Regions from separate parts of the Homo sapiens genome. Here region 2 is linked to region 1. A link is a contact called in ENCODE Hi-C or POLR2A ChIA-PET data. All regions are on one chromosome and are shown on one strand. Each heading gives the region's core, a stretch centred on a gene start or an enhancer-like site at or near the end of the contact. The rest is flanking DNA. Distances are from core to core; before and after follow the strand shown.

What was found. Hi-C counts contacts between places; a loop is a spot of excess contacts on that map. ChIA-PET counts read pairs that join two places held with the same protein, here RNA polymerase II (POLR2A). Pooled maps may share reads with other maps.
Region 2: a map with no recorded cell type shows a loop between it and region 1 (6-fold over the local background). The contact joins the promoter of ERMN here to the enhancer-like site in region 1. A Hi-C loop is called at or near these places in 3 of 168 maps with a recorded cell type or tissue (CD4-positive, alpha-beta T cell, CD8-positive, alpha-beta T cell and HepG2), 5 of 37 single-sample maps with no recorded cell type and 6 of 50 pooled maps. POLR2A ChIA-PET finds 5 or more read pairs at or near these places in 3 of 52 experiments (activated naive CD4-positive, alpha-beta T cell, naive thymus-derived CD4-positive, alpha-beta T cell and naive thymus-derived CD8-positive, alpha-beta T cell).

Annotation. Positions count from the first base shown.
Region 1 is chr2:157,362,034-157,365,997 of GRCh38, forward strand. No RefSeq gene overlaps it. Among named protein-coding and RNA genes, the nearest start is that of ERMN, 38 kb to the left of the region's middle. Within about 2 kb of position 1,683, at least 2 of the 41 ENCODE cell types and tissues checked have a DNase peak (open chromatin) inside an H3K27ac peak, as active enhancers do.
Region 2 is chr2:157,323,931-157,327,894 of GRCh38, forward strand. ERMN (ermin) reads right to left here and starts at 1,894. Exons shown (of 3, transcript NM_020711.3): 1 at 1,472-1,894; 2 at 740-832. The coding sequence starts at 1,712. RefSeq lists an enhancer at 1,778-2,327.

The DNA of each region.
Region 1 (3,964 bases), core at 433-2,932:
AGGGCAGTGCAGAAGGGAAATGTGGGATTGGACACCACCACACACAGAGTCCCCACTTGGTCACTGCCTGGTAGAGCTGTTAGAAGAAGACCACCATCCTCCAGACATTAGAATGGTAGATCCACCAACAGCTTGCCCTCTGTGCCTGGAAAAGCCACAGACTCTCAACGCCACCCATGAAAGCAGCCAGGAGGGGGCTGTACCCTGCAAAGCCACAGGGGTGGAGCTGCCCAAGGTCATGGGAGTCCACTTCTTGCATCAGCATGACCTGGAGTCAAAGACATGGAGTCAAAAGAGATCATTGTGGAAGTTTAAGATTTAATGACTGCCTTATTGGATTTTGAACTTGCATGGAACCTGTAACCCCTTTGTTTTGGCTAATTTCTCCCATTTGGAATGGAAACATTTACCCAATGCCTGTACCCCCATTGTGTCTTGGAAGTAACTAACTTGATTTTGATTTTACAGGCTCATAGGCAAAAGGGACTTGCCTTGTCTCAGATGAGACTTTGAACATGGACTTTTGGGTTAATACTGGAATGAACTAAGACTTTGGGGCACATTTAGAAGGGCATGATTGTGCTTTGAAATGTGAGGACATGAGATTTGGGAGGGGCCAATGGTAGAATGATATGGTTTGGCTGCACCCCCACCCAAATCTTATCTTGAATTGTAGTTCCCATAATCCCCATGTGTTATGGGAGGGGCCCAGGGGGAAGTAATTGAATCATGGGGGCGGTTCCTCTATGCTATTCTCATAATAGTGAGCAAGTTCTCATGATATCTGATGTTTTTATAAGGGGGCTTCCCCCTTCGCTTGGTTCTCATTCTTCTCCTTCCAACCATCATGTGAAGAAGGACATATTTGCTTCCCCTTCTACCATGATTGTAAGTTTCCTGAACCCCCCACTCTCAGTCATGCAGAACTGTGAGTCAATTAAACTTCTTTCCTCTATAAATTACCTAGTTTTGGGCAGTTCTTTATAGCATTGTGAGAACAAACTAATACAGCCTAATTGAAATACTATTACTTCTTCCAACAGACACCCCTAATCCAGACCCTTTATTAATAAGTGAGATCAAAGAGAAATGACAATAAGATATAAACATATACAGACATAACTAAGTGTTTTACATATTCCACCGTAGCTCTTACATGCTGAATTTAAGCAAATCTCTTTGTCTGAGACTCGGTTTCCCCATTTGAAAAACTGAGAAATTATCACTTGACTTTCAAGGTGTGGAAATTAAATTTTACCAGTATGCTAATTCTTTTTAACTTGAAAAATCTTTATAATACTCTTAACCAATAATCCAGAAGCAGTTTAAATCATTGATTTTGTCTTCCTCAGTTAGCAAAATAGACTTTTTCAAACAACTATAGAGTACCTGTTTGGTGCACAGAAGAAAATGAAACATTAAAAATTTTCAAGTAGGCAAAAAAATTTCAGCATCCCCCTAGGTGACTGACTTATTACCATTTAGCTCTTCTTCCTCAGTTCTCCTCTTTCTCTCCCCAACTTTTTCTACCATTTGATTTTCCTGAATGACTCATAAGTATAGAACCACCAATTATTTTATATTTCATATTAAGCGGTGCAAGCCAAATTGAGTTACAGCTTAGACAAGAAATCCTAGGGGAAACACCCAGGAGACTGTCATGACACACTTCTTGTTCTCTGGCATAAGCAGAGATAATAATTAAGCATCACGTGACATATTACTCTAAAAATAGATGCCCTGTGTGGTTTTTGTCATACACACATCCAAGGTGTTTTAAAAAAATGTTTATTTTAATGTGTTACACATTTAGCCTCTGGGAATCATTTCACTGAGCAGCTGAAAAGCTGCAGTAAATTCTTGGTTACTGAAATGACATGAGGATGAGTTATTTAAATATCTTTATGTTCATAACATAGACTGGGTTGAAACAAATCTTCCTGCTGTGGCTAACTCATAAAGATCTCATGATCTAAGTAGGAGATGCCACATATCTTCTTTTTTTTCTCAATGCATGACTCTCTTTGGATATTCATTCATTCAACAAATATTTATTGTGTATCCACAAAGTACCAGGCACTGTTTTCAGGACACAGGATACTGCAGTCAACAAGATAAATGAGTACAATGCTTGAATAAACCTACAATTCTGTTTTAAGATGGCAAACAGTAAACAAGGACATAAATTAATACATAATTTCAGATGGAGATGAGAGTTGTAAAGAAAATTAATGATAACTGAATAAGGAAAATGGGGACAAGGAAGAGCTTATTTAGATTAGGTAACTAAGACAAGCTCTCTAAGAAGTGAAGAACTGAATGAGAGGAAGCCTGCCAATCGAACCCTGGCAGGAAGAACAATTATAGAACAGGGAACCACAATGGTAAGCATGTCACGTTTAGAGAAAAGAGACCAGTGTGGCTGAAGCACAGAAGTCAGAGTGTGGTTGGAAATATGGCCAGTGTGGTAGGCAAGAGACAGGTCCCTCAAGAATACAAGAAATATGGTCTGTGGTAGGCAAGAGACAGATCCCTCAAGAATAATTGTGGAAGTGAATGGATTTAACCCAAGTTCAAAGAGAAGCAATTGGGGAGTTTTAAGCAAAGAAGTGATATGATTTAATTTATATTTTAAAAGCTTACTCTGGTTAGATGGGGGTGGAAATAGGAATGAAAGAAGGCAAATCATTTAGGTATTTGAAATATTCAGTAGTATAGGCAAAAACAGCTGATGACTTAGATTACCATTGCAGGCAGATGAGTAGCAAAAATGGTGGTCAGATTTAGTATATACTATAGGGGTAAAACCAATGTGCTCCTCTGATTGATGTGATTTACAAAATAAAAAAAGGAATCAAGGCAACAATTTCCATACTTTATTTCTCAGTCTATCTTATGGTGCTCACTGCATTTCATGGTAGGAGTTCAAAGGTAACATTAAAAATAAGGAGTATCTACACAGCAGAAGGTTGGAGAATGAGGAAGCATTGACCAGATATGAGAGAATTATGAAGCACTGCATTGTGACCCCTGTAGGAACAAAAGTAAATATTGTCTCTAGCTTTTGTTATCATTGTAGGAAGACCAGGGATCCTAGGGTATGTAAAATTTTCCATCTCCTTCTTATAACAGACTAGTTCTGTCTTTACATTTTACACAAGACCATAGATTTTGCACAGTGTTTCTTTCACTAAGCCCCACCAACATATTATCTAATCTTAATAAAATTTGGTCAGCAGAGATGTAAAAAATGCAGAGAAAACAAAATAAAAGTAAAAAAGAAAATGTGAAGGCAAAGATGATGAAAAAAATAGAAGATAAAGGCCTGAAATATGCCTGAAAAGTGCAAAAAGTGTGCATTTCTAATTATCAGCTTCTGTGTACTTTTGAACTGCGGAAGTTTTGAACTGAATGAGTTCAAAAGGTGGCCAAGACTGATGAAGTGTCTCTGTTAATAGAAAAATTTAAACTGAGTCTTCTCAAGAGAGGCATACTTAGAAGCTCTAATGAGCTCCTCAGTGGAAGAAAAATCCGAACCTAATCTTTTGGTTCAATAAGTTAATTCTCTTAGTGAAAGATGAGTCGAGTGAGCCAATCTTTATGAACACTGAAAGCAAAACGGCAGAGAATTAAAGCTCTGAGCCACTACACTTCAGGCCTTTCCTCTCTTTTTTTTTTCACTTTCTTTCTTTCTTTTTATCTTCTTTGTTGGCTAATCTAGGAGCAGTTTACCAGGCTGCCAGGCAATGCAAAGGTCTAAACTCTTTGTGAAGAGAATTTGAAATAATCACATTATGTTTGTCAAGGCTTTGTATTTGTGGAGGTGAACAGTAACAAATAAGAGAAAAAGTCTGCAATCTGTGTTTGTATCACAGGGATAATGCCCAGGATTCTTTGTATTTTGTGGAAGAATAGCATGGGATCTCAGACTAAGTCCTTGAAGTACAAATATGATTGTACAAGG
Region 2 (3,964 bases), core at 644-3,143, 38 kb before region 1:
GTAAATCATTTCGTGAGATTACTTTAAACTGTATGTTGGCCGGGCACAGTGGCTCACGCCTGTAACCCCAGCACTTTGGGAGGCCAAGGCAGGTGGATCAACTGAGGTCAGGAGTTCAAGACCAGCCTGGCCAACATGGTGAAACTCCGTCTCTACTAAAAATACACACACACACACACACACACACACAAAATAGCTGGGCGTGGTGTCAGGTGCCTGTAATCCCAGTTACTCAGGAAGCTGAGGCAGGAGAATCGCTTGAACCCTGGAGACAGAGGTTGCAGTCTGCCGAGATTGCACCATTGCACTCCAGCCTGGGCAACAAGAGTGACACTCCGTCTCAAAAAAAAAAAAAAAAGCTGTATGTTAATTGTAGACTTTTAGGAAAGACCCGTTTTTGAAACATTTACCTTTCACAAGGTGCACACACAGATTTGGACACACCAAATCAAAAAGTAGGGTTGACTCAGTGGACTAACTTAAGAGATAGACATCACGTTGGTATGCCAATCAGCTATGCCATTCCATGCAGCCTCAGCCTTGAACAGTCTGGAATGCTTTATAAGGTGGAACCCACAGATAAGTTAAGACTCTCTTATCTGCCTACAGCAGCTTTGAAAATTTGAAGTCATTGCCTGGATTGCTTTGTCAACCCCACGCTCATGCAACATTTCATGGAAAGACTGTCATCCATACTCAGTCAAACAATTTCTGTGTACAAAACTGTAGTTCTTGTTACCTTCTCTGAATGTCATTTCATCAGCACTAGTTTCTTGGAGAGAAAGATCTGTGATAGCCTTATGAACAATAAAGAGTTTCTCTTCTGGGTTTTCTAGGAAAAAAATATAAAATCAGTATTTTAACATTTAAAATATTTATTGTTCAACAGTTAATAAGTTATCAATTTAAACTCTAGGTAGAAGTCTTTAATTTTAAATCTGATCATTAAAATTTACTATTTCACTCTTTGGATTCATTCTTTATCAATTCAATTTATTTACTTAATGATCACTTTATTGATTGTAATCTCTCCTTTAATATTTATATAAGATATATATATAAGATATAGAACCATAAATTCAGAGAACTTCAGTTATATTTAGAAGGAAATTTTAACATTTTGAATTCTCTTTGTTCAAATAATATGGGGCTGTCCATAATCATAATAAATACAGTAGTTAACATTTAGCCAATACTTACCCTAGACTTGTAGTTATTATTATTATTCCGCCTTCTTCTAGTGAAAAAAACTCAGGCTTCGGGAGACAGAAAGTTGTCTGGGGTCACAGCTGTCAAATAGACCAGCCTGGATTTCACCAGAGGCAGAGGTTTAGTCCTTATACTATGCGTAGTAGAATAAAGGGCTACATTTTTGGGGTGTCCAGCTCATTTCGATAATAGTTTATCAAAAAAATCCAGGGTAAATTTATAAGTCAAAACAAGAAAATTAAGGAGAAGGGAAACACTTTACCTTTTAGCATTTTGTCCTCCATGGATGAGTTGAGCAGCATGTTCCCTTGTAATTTTCTTCTTTCCTCCTGACTTCCTTTGGTGAGTGCACCTTCCAGACTGGGTTCTACCCTGTAGTGTGGCAGGGGGCTGTCCACATCAGTCAATTCCTCACTGATTTTAGTGATTGTTTGTTGACCGTTTTCAGGTGGTTTATCCCCATTACACTCAGCCTGGGTAAATGTAGCCGGAACATCTGTCATGATGTGCGGTTGAATCCGATCTGGAGAGAGAGCTTTAGGGAAACTGAGTGAGTAGATCCTTGATAAGATACCTGCTCTTGCCTTCAAGTCCTATAGTTCCAACTCCTACTCTAAGAGCACAAATTATTCACTTTAGTACATAATAACAAGGTTCTTTTCCTAAAAGTATCCAGACAGAGATTAGAGCAAAAGCAAGAGGATTTGTCAGATCTGCCAGGAGCCATGAGCAAGAATCCAGCCAATCACCACCTTCTTTGTTGCTTGCCAGTTCCCTGGCAGAGTTAAAGGCATCCTTTTGATTTACATAAACAAACAATCTGAAGCAATCAGGCTTTTGTGTTGGCATGTAGAGAGGGACTTTCAGCTTGTCAGTCCCCCTCTGGGAACAGAGATTTTTGTCCCTTTTCATAATGGCCCATTGTAATTTTCCCTGTAACAGGAGCCACAATTGTCCCACAGCTTTAATCCAGAGAGAATGACCACCTTGAGGCATATTAGTTCTGTGTAACCAGCTTAACATTTCCAAACAGATTTTGTTCAAGTAAAACCTCAGCTATTTTGTAAAGGACAATGGCATTGTTTCTTATTTATTAAAAAATAAAACAGCTTATGGAAAAAACCTATAAACAGGACAACTTTACTGTAAATGGTTCTGGCTGCAGATTTGATGGTGTGCTTCCAGCAGGCTGGAGAAGGGACCTATGAAATAAACAAATTCTACCAACTTGCTAATACCAAAAGTTTTATAATTTCAGAGTAATTTACTTAGTCTATAGCTTCTTATCCTCTAGTTTATGTCTGCTGAAGCCCAGCCGATCCTTTAAAACCCTAATAAAATTATCGCCATGAAGGTTTCTCCTCCCCCAATCAGAATTACAATCCTTTCTATTCCATACTGATATTACACAATGCTGGTAAAATGTAGAGGACCAATGCAATCTGCCCTTGGGAGAAACAGGTGATTATGTTAAATGACTGCTACTGACCACCCCTTCCTTTTTAAATCTTTTTCTTTTTTGGATTTCTCATAGTACAAAATGGTTCCAGAGCCTTTGCCCACACAGCTCCTTCTATGTGAAATGCCCTTCTCTTCCTCAAGCCCAAGCCCTGGGCTGACCAGCTTCCCTAAGTTCTGTTTTTAAGCTTAAATATCATCTCCTTAACTACACTATCTCTAACCGCCAGGATTAGGACAGGACTCTGTTACACATTGTCTTTGCCCTTCAGAGTATTCTTCATGGTTGTAACTAAATAAGCAACTGCACAATTATCTCTGTAATGTCTGTTTCACCAACTGCAAACTAAGTTTCATCTGGCGAGGGGCCAGTTTAACTTGCTTACATGTGTCCCCAGCACTTAGCATCTGGCTTGGAATAGTAGCACGCAATAAAAATAATTATATATATACACATATATACACAAATAATTATATATATACACATACATAACAAGAATTATATTATATATATAATATATACAATAAATTTTATCCCCAAGAGAATAAATTTCAGATCATTTTTAAAGAGAAGAAGAATAGGTGTTGAAGAGTTGTAGTAAGCATATCACCTTTAAAAGTGTGTCTAGGGCTGAGCCCATTCAGGTCTATATCAGGGACAACACCTCACTCTTGTATAATCCCCTCTCCCTTGTCCTTGGAAGACATCTCTAATAGATCCTAGATCTCCCTCCCGCGTCATCACCAGCTGTTCTCTAGTCAGCACTCTAATTCTATGTTTGTTTGATTGTTTAACTGTTTTAACAAACGCTCATATCACACTTATTATGTGCAAGCTACTGTCCTAATTGACTCATAAATAGTAATACACTTACTCTTCATAACAGTCTTCTGAGGTAGGTGCTGTTGTTATCTCCATTTTATAGACTAGAAAAATGAAGTGCAGAGAGATTAAGGAGTTCAGCTAGTAAGGTCACAGAGCCAGCAAGCCTACTGATGAGAGTTTGCAGCACAGATGAAGCTAAGCGCCATCCCTGGCCTGTGTGCAGATGTTTCCTTGGACCAGAGATCCCACAGGGGTTCGGCATTAGCACCTTGGCAGTAGAGACAGTTGTGGCCAGGAGAGGGCAGCAGAGAGCCTAAGGCAGTCTCAAGACCTGCCCCAGAGACACCCTGCAGCTGCTGAGGATGATGTTCTGGGAGCGTCCTCCCAAGAAATTCAACTACAAGCTTACTGTTGAGAAGATATTGAGTGGAATCATATGGGAGAATGCAGAAACTAAGACCAAGCTTAGGA